Linked DNA regions of Mus musculus: region 1 is linked to region 2. Evidence: chromatin contacts called from ENCODE Hi-C or POLR2A ChIA-PET data. All regions are on one chromosome and are shown on one strand. The core of a region is the stretch at or near the end of the contact, and the rest is flanking DNA. Distances in the headings are between cores, read along the strand shown.

Region 1 (5,096 bases), core at 1,013-3,512, 250 kb before region 2:
ACCATGCCTGGCAAGATTGTGCTTTTAATTAACAACCCACCTTCCAGCTTCTGTTGGGCTATTTCTTAAATATCACATCTTGGAAAACAAGTAGGCTCAGTATCTAAAGGCACTTTTCACCAAGCCTGACAACTTTCGTTCTTTCCCTTAGAGACTCATGGTAAAAGGAAAGAACTCGAACTCTCTAAAGGTGTCCTCTGACCTCCACATCTGTGCAATGGCATGCATGCACGCACACACACACACATACACACACGCATGCATGTGAGCATACACACAAATTAGTAAATATTTAAAACAAATGCAACATCCTCTAGGAATTCTTACAGTTGAAAGCCAATGGCCTTGCAGTTCCCAATCTGCCTAGAAACATCTAAGACTGACAAGTACCACAATCATTATACTTACTGTGATTACCGCCCCTCCCCACTAGCGCTACTCCCAGATATGTGGACAGTATAAAACATTGTGACTGCCTGTTTTTCACACTTGCCTGCTCCCCATTCTCTTATCCATCATGTGTTAACCTTCTACATCTTCAGTGTCACTCAGCCCTGGTTGTCTTTGACCATCAGAGCAGGTACCGTGGGTAAATTAACAAAGGCAAGGCAGTGAGTGGAGAAACGCTTTATAATAAAGAGGAGAAACTGGAAGCAGTTGATAGCATTAGGCAAGGGTACACGTCTCCTAGTAGAATATTCCAGTTGCCAGGGGGATTATACCACAGCCCAGCATCCCGGCAGAGGATCACACAGCCTATCAGCGCAATGGGAAAAGTCTAAATTTCCACCATTCGTGTGCTGATTCTTGAAATGGTCAAAATCGGAAACAAAAGCCAAGGAGGATTTGTGTCTGCACTGACCCTTTACCCCAGCATGGGCAAAACACATGTTGCCTCTTTCCTGTTCCTTGGCTATTCCATGCAGAAGGTAGAGGGTCGAGCCTGGACAATGCAAATGAACGGTGGGTGGGATTCAGCCAGGGGACCTCTACAGGGAGAACTAGAGATGGAAGATAAAAACTCAGCCCCCTCCTAACCACCACACCTCAGTGTATGTGGTTCGGAAATCTCCATTCTTTGATGCAATACTCAGGCTTATGGGTGTTTACTGCACACAGAGCCTATGAAACCCTAGGCTACACTGCTACTTTCAGGCAGCTTTACCTGTGGGATAAGAAACTTGGCGGAGAAGTGATGTCTGAGCATGAAGAAGCAAAACGAGACTACAGGAAGCAGCCTAAAGGAGACAAGTGTAGCCAGCTCCCTTTACACAGCTTCTGGCTTCATTTAACCCAGTCGGGGAAAACATGCTGTAAGGGCACGCAGGAGCATGGATGACATAGGGCCCCTGGCTCAGGTAGACATCCATCCTTTCATCTGAATCCAGCAGCTTCTTCGCTCTGCCTGGGCTCTCTGTTTTCTCCATTATCTACCGAAGGCTGGATTCCTCTTTAGGATTACAATCTTTGTTAAGGTTGTCCTATATGATTGACACGTATGTCCCCAGAGACCTACAGAATGATCCGAAAGCCTCCACCTAACTCCACCTTTCCAGGCTCCTCCCTCAGAGTGGCTGGCAGCTGGAGCAAAGGCAGCCCCCTGTGATCTGGGGCTGAAGTGGAAGCCGAGGCAGTCCCCCTCCCAATCATTTTTCCTTCCCCGGCCTCCAACAAGTAAGACAGAAACCTCAAAGGACAGTGAGGGGTTAAGCTCCTTATATGGAAATGAGACTCCTTCCTGTGCGGAAATAAGTGTTTTAGCTTCAAGTACACACACACACACACACACACATAGGCACACACACACACATAGGCACACACACACACACACACACATACAGGCACACGCACACACACACGCACGCGCGCACGCTGGCGGCGGCGGCGGGGGGCGGGGCGGAGAAGGGGGGCGCGCGGGCGCGCGCGCGCCTTCAGATAAAATTCCCGAAGCTCCTTCTCTTTGGCGGGGGCGGAGGGTGGCGGGCAGCAGGGGCGGGGCCGGGAAAGGCCACTTTGCGCAGCGCAGACAGAGGGATGAGTCATCAAAAAGACTCGGGGAAAGGAAGCGGAACTAGTCATCAGAGCCGGGAAAAGAGGTAGCCAGTCATTAGACAGGGATGGTGTCAATCATACTTTCTCCACCAATGATCTGAGAGTCTCTCAGGCCTCGCAGACCGGAAAAGGGGTCTTGGGAGGCGGTCTAAAGCTGCTGAGATCCGAAAAGCTTGGGCGCTGGCGGCGGCCAAGGCTACGGACGCGCGCAGGGCCCCCTGGCAGGAAGATGGCGTTTGCCGTCAAGGTCACATGGCCACTTTTGAGCACTAAAACGAAAGACTAGCTAAGAAAGAGTAGGGACGGCCATCATGGGGCCGGATTTTCAGAAAGCTGTCAGGATTCCAAGTTGTTTTTTTTCCAGTTCGCAAGCACATTTGTCTTAGTTATCAGCCATATTCTAAACACATCGTACAGCTCTGGGAAAGGGCGGGGTCTTCCCTGGGCTTTTTTCCCCCTCTGCAAGCCTGAAAAGGGGTGGACGAAGCCTGGGCTAGAGTGGTTGGAGGAACTACAGGAGGGCAGCACTTGACAAAATAAAAGCACCCACCCGGGTCTTGACAGGCTTGGGAGACCAGGAAGGGAGGCCGATTCTGCCCACCACCTTTTTTTTTTTGGTTTTTCGAGACAATGTTTCTCCGTGTAGCCCTGGCTGTCCTGGAACTCACTCTGTAGACCAGGCTGGCCTCGAACTCAGAAATTCTCCTGCCTCTGCCTCCCAAGTGCTGGGATCAAAGGCGTGCGCCACCACACCCTGCTCACTGCCCACCACTCTTAATCCCTAAAGGTCCATGCCAGGCTTAGCTCCAGGTAGTGAGTGAGGTCCAATGCCTGAGCCCTCTCTAGTTTGGAAAAGTTGATTTGATTAAGTTCCTTGAATAGGTTCAATGTAAATTCAGGATCAGAAATCTTAAAACTTTACAATTTACAAGATAAAATATGTCAATCTGTGTAAAATGTGTTGTTGTTTATGAGGTGACCCACAAACATTACTTGGGAAGTTTTCTTGTTCCCTTGCCAAGCTTGGTAGCCCATACCTTTAATCTCGGCACTCAGGAAGCTGAGGCAGGAGGATCTTGGTGAGTTTGAGGCTAGTCTGGTCCACATATTTCCAGGAAACCCTGGGCAATATGGAGATACCCTATCTCAAAAGGGAAGGGGGGGTCTTTTTGAGCTGCGCCTGCGTACGCCTTTAATCCCAGTACTGAGGGGTGGGGGCAGAAGCAGGTGGATCTCTTGAGTTCCAAGCCAGCATGGTCTACAGAGGGTTCTAGGACAGCTAGGGCTACACAGAGAAAGCCTGTCTTGAAAAACCAAAAGAAACATTTTTTGAGACATGGTTTTCTTTATTGCACAGCTCTCAATGTCCTGGAATTCACTTTGTAAACCAGGTTGGCCTCTCACAGAGAGCAGCCTGTCTCAGCCTCCTGAGTGATGGGATTTAAGGTATGTGCCACCACACCAGGCTTGAAAAGTATCTTAACTGAAAGATAAAAAGGGACTTGTCCACATCTTGGCGAGTATGGTTAAAGGGCCTTTACTCATGGACCCCCGTTTTGTGGGAACCAGGGAAGAGTTGGAGCCTATGCAAATAAAAAAGCAGCTTTCTAGGAATCAAAACACCGTAAAGATGGCTCTCTCTCTCTCTCTTTTTTGTTCTTTCTGCTATTTTCATTTCCCTCTGCAATTATGTACCCTCTCCATCAATAATCTCATCAATATCTGCAGTCCTTAACCTGTGGGTCTTGACCCCTTTGTGGGATCAAACAGCCATTTCACAGAGGTTGCCTAAGACCATCAGAAAACGCAGATATTTACATTACAATTCAGTAGCAAAATTACAGCTATGAAATAGTAACAAAAATAAGTCTGTGGTTGAGGGTCACCATAATATGAGGAACTGCATTAAAGAGTTGCAGCTTTTGGAAGGTTGAGAACTGCCTTCTTTAGTTTAGAGTATAAACTGAGAGCTGTTCCAGAATTTATAAACAAACAGAAGAGCCTTCAAGTCTAAGCCTGGGATGGGTTATGACAGAAACAAGGTTGAAGAATCCCTAGGATTGGAGACTGTGGTGGAAAGAGTACCATCTTCCTTAACTCAGTCTTGCAATGCTCAACTCGGTCATTGCCATTCAAGCTATTACTCCTGTGTGTTCTCTATTATCACACTGTGAGGATTCACCAGAACAGTCAGTGGCTTTTGTTTTAAATTTGAGACAGGATCTTTCTTTGTTATCCAAGCTGGTCTTGAGTTTGTGATCTTCCTGCCTCAGCCTCTTGGGTATCCGGGACTGCAGTTGGGCTCTAATTTCTCCAGGTTTAGTTTCACAACACATTGTGGAATGGACTTTTCTGGAACATCTGCTTATCTCTCAGCCTTTTAGTGGGGCTACAGGAATCCTAAGTATAACTCTAGGCCATTTAGGAGGAAAACATCACTTAAGCCTGAGTTCATGGAAAAGCAGACTCTTTTGCTCACTGTAAAGGTTACGGGCAATTTCCTGGGTCTGGCTTAGAGATTTACAGACACTCAAGTCATCATATGAGAGAGTGCATAAGTGGAGAGTTTGAAGAGGGTGTGGCAAACCCAATCCTGTAGTGCTCCAGAAAAAGATACATTCCCAGAGGCACTCTGGAGAAATGGAAATCCTGACAACATAGAAAAGAGCATCTGCGACACTCAAAGCAGTACTTGCCCTCGCTCTTTCTTTTGCTTTCCACATATCCCAAACAGCATCTGTCTTGGCGACCCATTAGGGAACAAAGCTAGGCTGAGTGCTGGAAAGGCAGGAAAGGGGCCTGCTCTATCCTATCTTGGACACCAGGTGGCAGTAGATCCCAACAGTAGTTCTGAAAAAGCCATTTGGAAAATGGACCTTGAGAGCCCTTGAACTATTTTCCTACGCCTTGCTCCCTACATGGAACTGGAGAATAAGAAGCCTTTTCAGGTGTGATGGACAATCATCCTTCAGGGAGCCACTTCCAGCTGAAGCTTCATCTCTCACCCATCTCTGTGTCCAACTGTTGGAACGCTGATCAGGCTC
Region 2 (4,745 bases), core at 1,854-4,353:
ATGCAAAACCCTGTCGCAATAAAACAAAAATAAAATAAAAATAAAAGCATGGATTTTGATGGTCACAGTGGTGCACACTTGTAATCTTGATACTTGGAAGATGGAGGCAGGATGATCAAGAGTTATATACAGTTTGGGTTACATGAGACTGTCTCAAAGAAGGATGAACTTCGACATACACATTCTCCCTATAATTTCATCATTTGCAATAAGTTATACACATTTATTATTATTATTATTCAGTCCAAATTCCAGGTACCCAGTTCCTAAAGTCCTTGGAATGTCAGAAATGATAAGTATCTTTTTGTATGCTAATGATGACAGTTGGCTGGGGTTCCAGGATAGCTTCCAGATGGGGGGTTGGTTGCCAGGGGAACCAACTTGTGATTTAAAGGGTTTCAGAAATTATTTGTTTACCGTCTAGTGCATTTAAGATACTTCATAAGCCTGGAGGGGGACATCTATTATTAACAAGCATTATTTTCCAGTGCTTCCAAACATTGCACTTGCTAGATCTTTACACTCCCCTGACCTCATGCATCTTTGGAGGCCTACAGCTCCGCTATCCCTCCTCATTCCTCAAGGCTCTGCTTCAGCCCTTGCAATTCTTTCTCCCAAATGCCTTACAAATGAAGCCTCCCTTAGTCATCCCAGTCTGTACTACTTGTCTGACTATCTATCAGTTTGCCAATGAATCTCATGACCTAAGCAGTCACTGAGTTTAAGCAGCTGAACTGTTGTTGTAGACACTAATATATATTACTTTGAATCTGGGTCAGATTTTCATTGACTATCCCACTGTGCCAGATAGGAAGACCTGACTTCATACTGCTACTTAAGCAGCCCACCAACCCTTTGAAACACACTTATTATATCTACAAATGATAGGTGATTTATGCAAGGCCACAGTGGCTGGCTGAGCTGGGAATTTGACCTAGTTGTAATTTCATATACTGCACCCTTGGAGGAACCTCCCTCTCCCCACTCTGACACACGTGCCAGCCCCAAAGGCTTACCGGAGAGCCCTGGCAAGCCCAGAGAGAGAAGATTCTCAGATCCGGTTCAGTGAGGCTGACTTCAGTCGAGTTGGGTTGGGTGTGCTTCAATGCCGCAGCTCAGGGTCCTTGCAAGCCAAGTGCCCCTTATATTCAGCGGGAGGAGAAGCCAGTAACGTCATAGGATCCCAGCCCCAAGCCCTCTCCCTACACATGACACACAACAAAATATACATACTGAAGAGTTGAAAATCACTAGCAACCTGTTAGGTTCATAAACACTTGGGTCATAAACACTTGGTCCTTGAGCCTCAGCCAATCCCGGAAGATACCTTACCTTTCCTGGATCAATCATAATGTTCCAACGACCCGTGTGGAATGTCTCAAAGCCCCAGGAGCGTTGCCTAAGGAGCCTCTAATTGTGCTGTGGAGGTTTTCTTTCTCAGATTAGACCATTAAAGACTAGGAGTAAATGTGTTTGCTCCCACCCCCACCTCTGAGGCATTGAATTCAGCACTCAACCACTAAGCCAGATCTCCATCGGTCCCAAGGATTTTACTCGTGTTTCTTTGGTAGACGTAGCTTTATAGCAGCTCTTTAACAAGTGCATTCTTTTCTTAAGTTTCTACAATCTTCTGCGGTTTCCTAGGAATTCCTAGCCTAAAAAGGACCTACTTCATGCATGAGCTTCACACTTCCTCTTTCTTGTGCATTTGAATGAAGTATAGTACCTATGGGAGGCCAGACCTTAAAACAACAGGCCAGGTTTTATCAGAATGAATGGTGACTCAATGCTAAGTCTGATGCTCCAAACTTCAGCTTAGTCATCAGCAAAATGGAATTAAAAGGGTGGGGCTGCAGCTCATTGGTATAATCTTGGCACTGGGGAGACCTACAGGATTGATCCCCATCACTATCAATTTTAAAAAGTTTCGCTCCTTCAATATTTAAATATTCATAATTTCATATTTAATATTAATAGGCAGGTGGAGAGATGCTACAAATACATTGTGGCCTAGGAATCTACTCGGGGTTAATGATCGGTGTACAGGTGGTTTGAAACTGTCTTCCATTTTCTTGCTGTCTGTATTAGAGAGTGAGAGCAGAGGCAGCAGTCGGGGCTGTTGATAGTCTTGCAAGGTCCTGAAGGATTTCATGCAGACAAACGTGCTCAGGGAGAAGACACAGTGAGATGGAGACTTGGTGCTATTTGCCCCTCCAGCCTTCACACAAACCCAATTCTCTTTATTCACTCCCCTCCCCAGTGCTGCGAATGTTTGCTGATTCTGACTAATCTTGCATAAAGGTAGAAAATACCCATGGGATCTGTGGTCAGGAAGCTTTTAATTGTCTTTTGACCACCAGAGAGGCAAATGGTTAAAGGCTATCCCTCTTTTCTCACTCCCGGCCATGCCCTGCTTGTTTTTTTTGGTTGGGAAGCAGTCTCAGGCCAAAAGCGACCAATGTTGCAAAGCCATGTGACTGGTGACTGACGGTGTGCGTGTGCGTGTGTGTGCGTGTGTGTGTGCCCGCGTGTACACAAGCGAGTGTGTTGGTATTGAAAGACCCCCGAAGGGAGACCCTCACTCAAGTCTCGGGAACGTCGCGCACCCAGTGGGACACAGAGACCGGACTTTGTGATCACACGAGGAATTTTTATTGAAAGCGAGACAGAACGAGAGCTCAGGCCAGCATGCTGGGGTCGAGACTCATACACCAAGCAAGGAGTAGAGGAGTTTCGACCCCGGCCTGAAATTTTACAGAGCTTATAAAGGCAAAAACCACAAACCAGGGGGAGGAAAAGGGGAAATTTTAAAACCATAAATTTTCTTAACAGCTAGGTGATGTGCTACCTTAGGCAACGCTCCTGGGGCTTTGAGACATTCCACACGGGTCGTTGGAACATTATGATTGATCCAGGAAAGGTAAGGTATCTTCCGGGATTGGCTGAGGCTCAAGGACCAAGTGTTTATGACCCAAGTGTTTATGAACCTAACAGGTTGCTAGTGATTTTCAACTCTTCAGTATGTATATTGTGTTGTGTGTCATGTGTAGGGAGAGGGCTTAGGGCTGGGATCCCATGACGTTACTGGCTCCTCCTCCCGGTGAATATAAGGGGCGCTTGGCTTGCAAGGACCCTGAGCTGCGGCATTGAAGCACACCCAACCCAACTCGACTGAAGTCAGCCTCACTGAACCGGATCTGAGAATCTTCTCTCTCTGGGCTTGCCAGGGCTCTCCGGTAAGCCTTTGGGGCTGGCACGTGTGTCAGAGTGGGGAGAGGGAGGCTCCTCTTTTACCTAGGCTTTTCAGGCAACCAGGGCTTGCAATTGCATCAGCGCAACTGTGACCTGTTGCTGGTAAGACCCTAGCCCAGGAGCCAGGGCTCCCTAGCTCCAGCGCATTTCCAGATTGTTTTTCTTCATGGAGCCATAAAAATCTAGATGCTGAGTCTAGGGCCACCGGGCGGGACCCCTAATCGGCCGAGAGGGAAGTGCTAGCGATCTCGGGCTGGTTTTGCCCCCCACCCCCCAGGCGCATCTCCCAATTTCAGAGACCGAAGCCCCGCCTCACTGCTGGTGCTCACTGGTCATCGTAGCCTAGCCGGAGGAGGTGGGGAACATTTGCTTTCTCCGAGGGCAAAGAAGGCTCAGGTGGATCGCCGGGGCTTGGTGAGAAGGGATAAGATTGAGGTCAGTCCCCTCTTCCAGGCGTAGCCACGTCTCTGAAGCTCTCTGGGCGCTCACTAAAAGGGATGTGGGTAATGGGTGTAAAAAAAAAAGGGTTCTTTCAGAGTTGCCCCGAGTTGAGTTCCGCTTGATTCACCAGGAGCCATAGGCCGGGGAAACAGAAATGTTAGGTTTCAAGGCTGCTGGGCTGGGCTCTAGGGTAAATCCCATAGGTTCTTGGGCAGGAAAAGAAGAAACCTAATGTCCTAGCACTTACTAAAGGCCAACCACTGTGCTATACAGAGCTTTCTCTAGCCTTTTCTGAAATGGGTCCTTCCACCTGCCTGGGAGACACTGTAATCCCCACTTGCATTATTATTGTAATTCCTACTTGCATATGAAGAAATGGTAATTAGAGGTGGAAGTGGCTTGCTTTCTCCTCTTCTGCCCAACCCCCTTTGTCCCTGTAACTCATTCACCTGGTGGAGGGAGTGGGTTTTGTAATTCACTTTTGGAGCTTGTGGGGGACAATGAGACCCATTGAAGGGCTTTTGTCTTGTTTTTCACCAGAACCTAGCTAGCATCCTCTTCAATTCCAACTAGAATGCTGTGGCAGGCACTTCGAAGATTTGGTCAAAAGCTGGTGCGGAGACGTGTGTTGGAGCTGGGTATGGGTGAGACCCGCCTTGCCAGATGCCTGAGCACCCTCGACTTAGTGGCTCTGGGTGTGGGCAGCACATTAGGTGCAGGTGTGTATGTCCTGGCTGGAGAGGTGGCCAAAGATAAAGCAGGACCATCCATTGTGATCTGCTTTTTGGTGGCTGCTCTGTCCTCTGTGTTGGCTGGACTGTGTTATGCTGAATTTGGTGCCCGGGTCCCCGGCTCTGGTTCTGCATATCTCTACAGTTATGTCACCGTAGGTGAACTCTGGGCCTTCACCACCGGCTGGAATCTCATTCTCTCCTACGTCATTGGTGAGATAGATGCTTGGGGTAGGATGGGAGGGATGGATGATTACACAAATAGCAGAGGGATTATGGATCCAGAAATCCGAGTGCAATTTCAGTGAAGTCTAAATTGTC

What was found. Hi-C counts contacts between places; a loop is a spot of excess contacts on that map. ChIA-PET counts read pairs that join two places held with the same protein, here RNA polymerase II (POLR2A).
Region 1: POLR2A ChIA-PET joins it to region 2 with 74 read pairs in embryonic stem cell. The contact joins the enhancer-like site here to the promoter of Slc7a3 in region 2. A Hi-C loop is called at or near these places in 1 of 37 maps with a recorded cell type or tissue (mouse embryonic stem cell). POLR2A ChIA-PET finds 5 or more read pairs at or near these places in 3 of 5 experiments (all embryonic stem cell).

Annotation. Positions count from the first base shown.
Region 1 is chrX:101,329,642-101,334,737 of GRCm38, reverse strand. No RefSeq gene overlaps it. Among named protein-coding and RNA genes, the nearest start is that of Gm31385, 5.9 kb to the left of the region's middle. Within about 2 kb of position 2,262, at least 1 of the 3 ENCODE cell types and tissues checked has a DNase peak (open chromatin) inside an H3K27ac peak, as active enhancers do.
Region 2 is chrX:101,083,763-101,088,507 of GRCm38, reverse strand. It overlaps Slc7a3 (solute carrier family 7 (cationic amino acid transporter, y+ system), member 3), which reads left to right and starts at 3,103. Exons shown (of 12, transcript NM_001301840.1): 1 at 3,103-3,236; 2 at 4,234-4,637. The coding sequence starts at 4,268.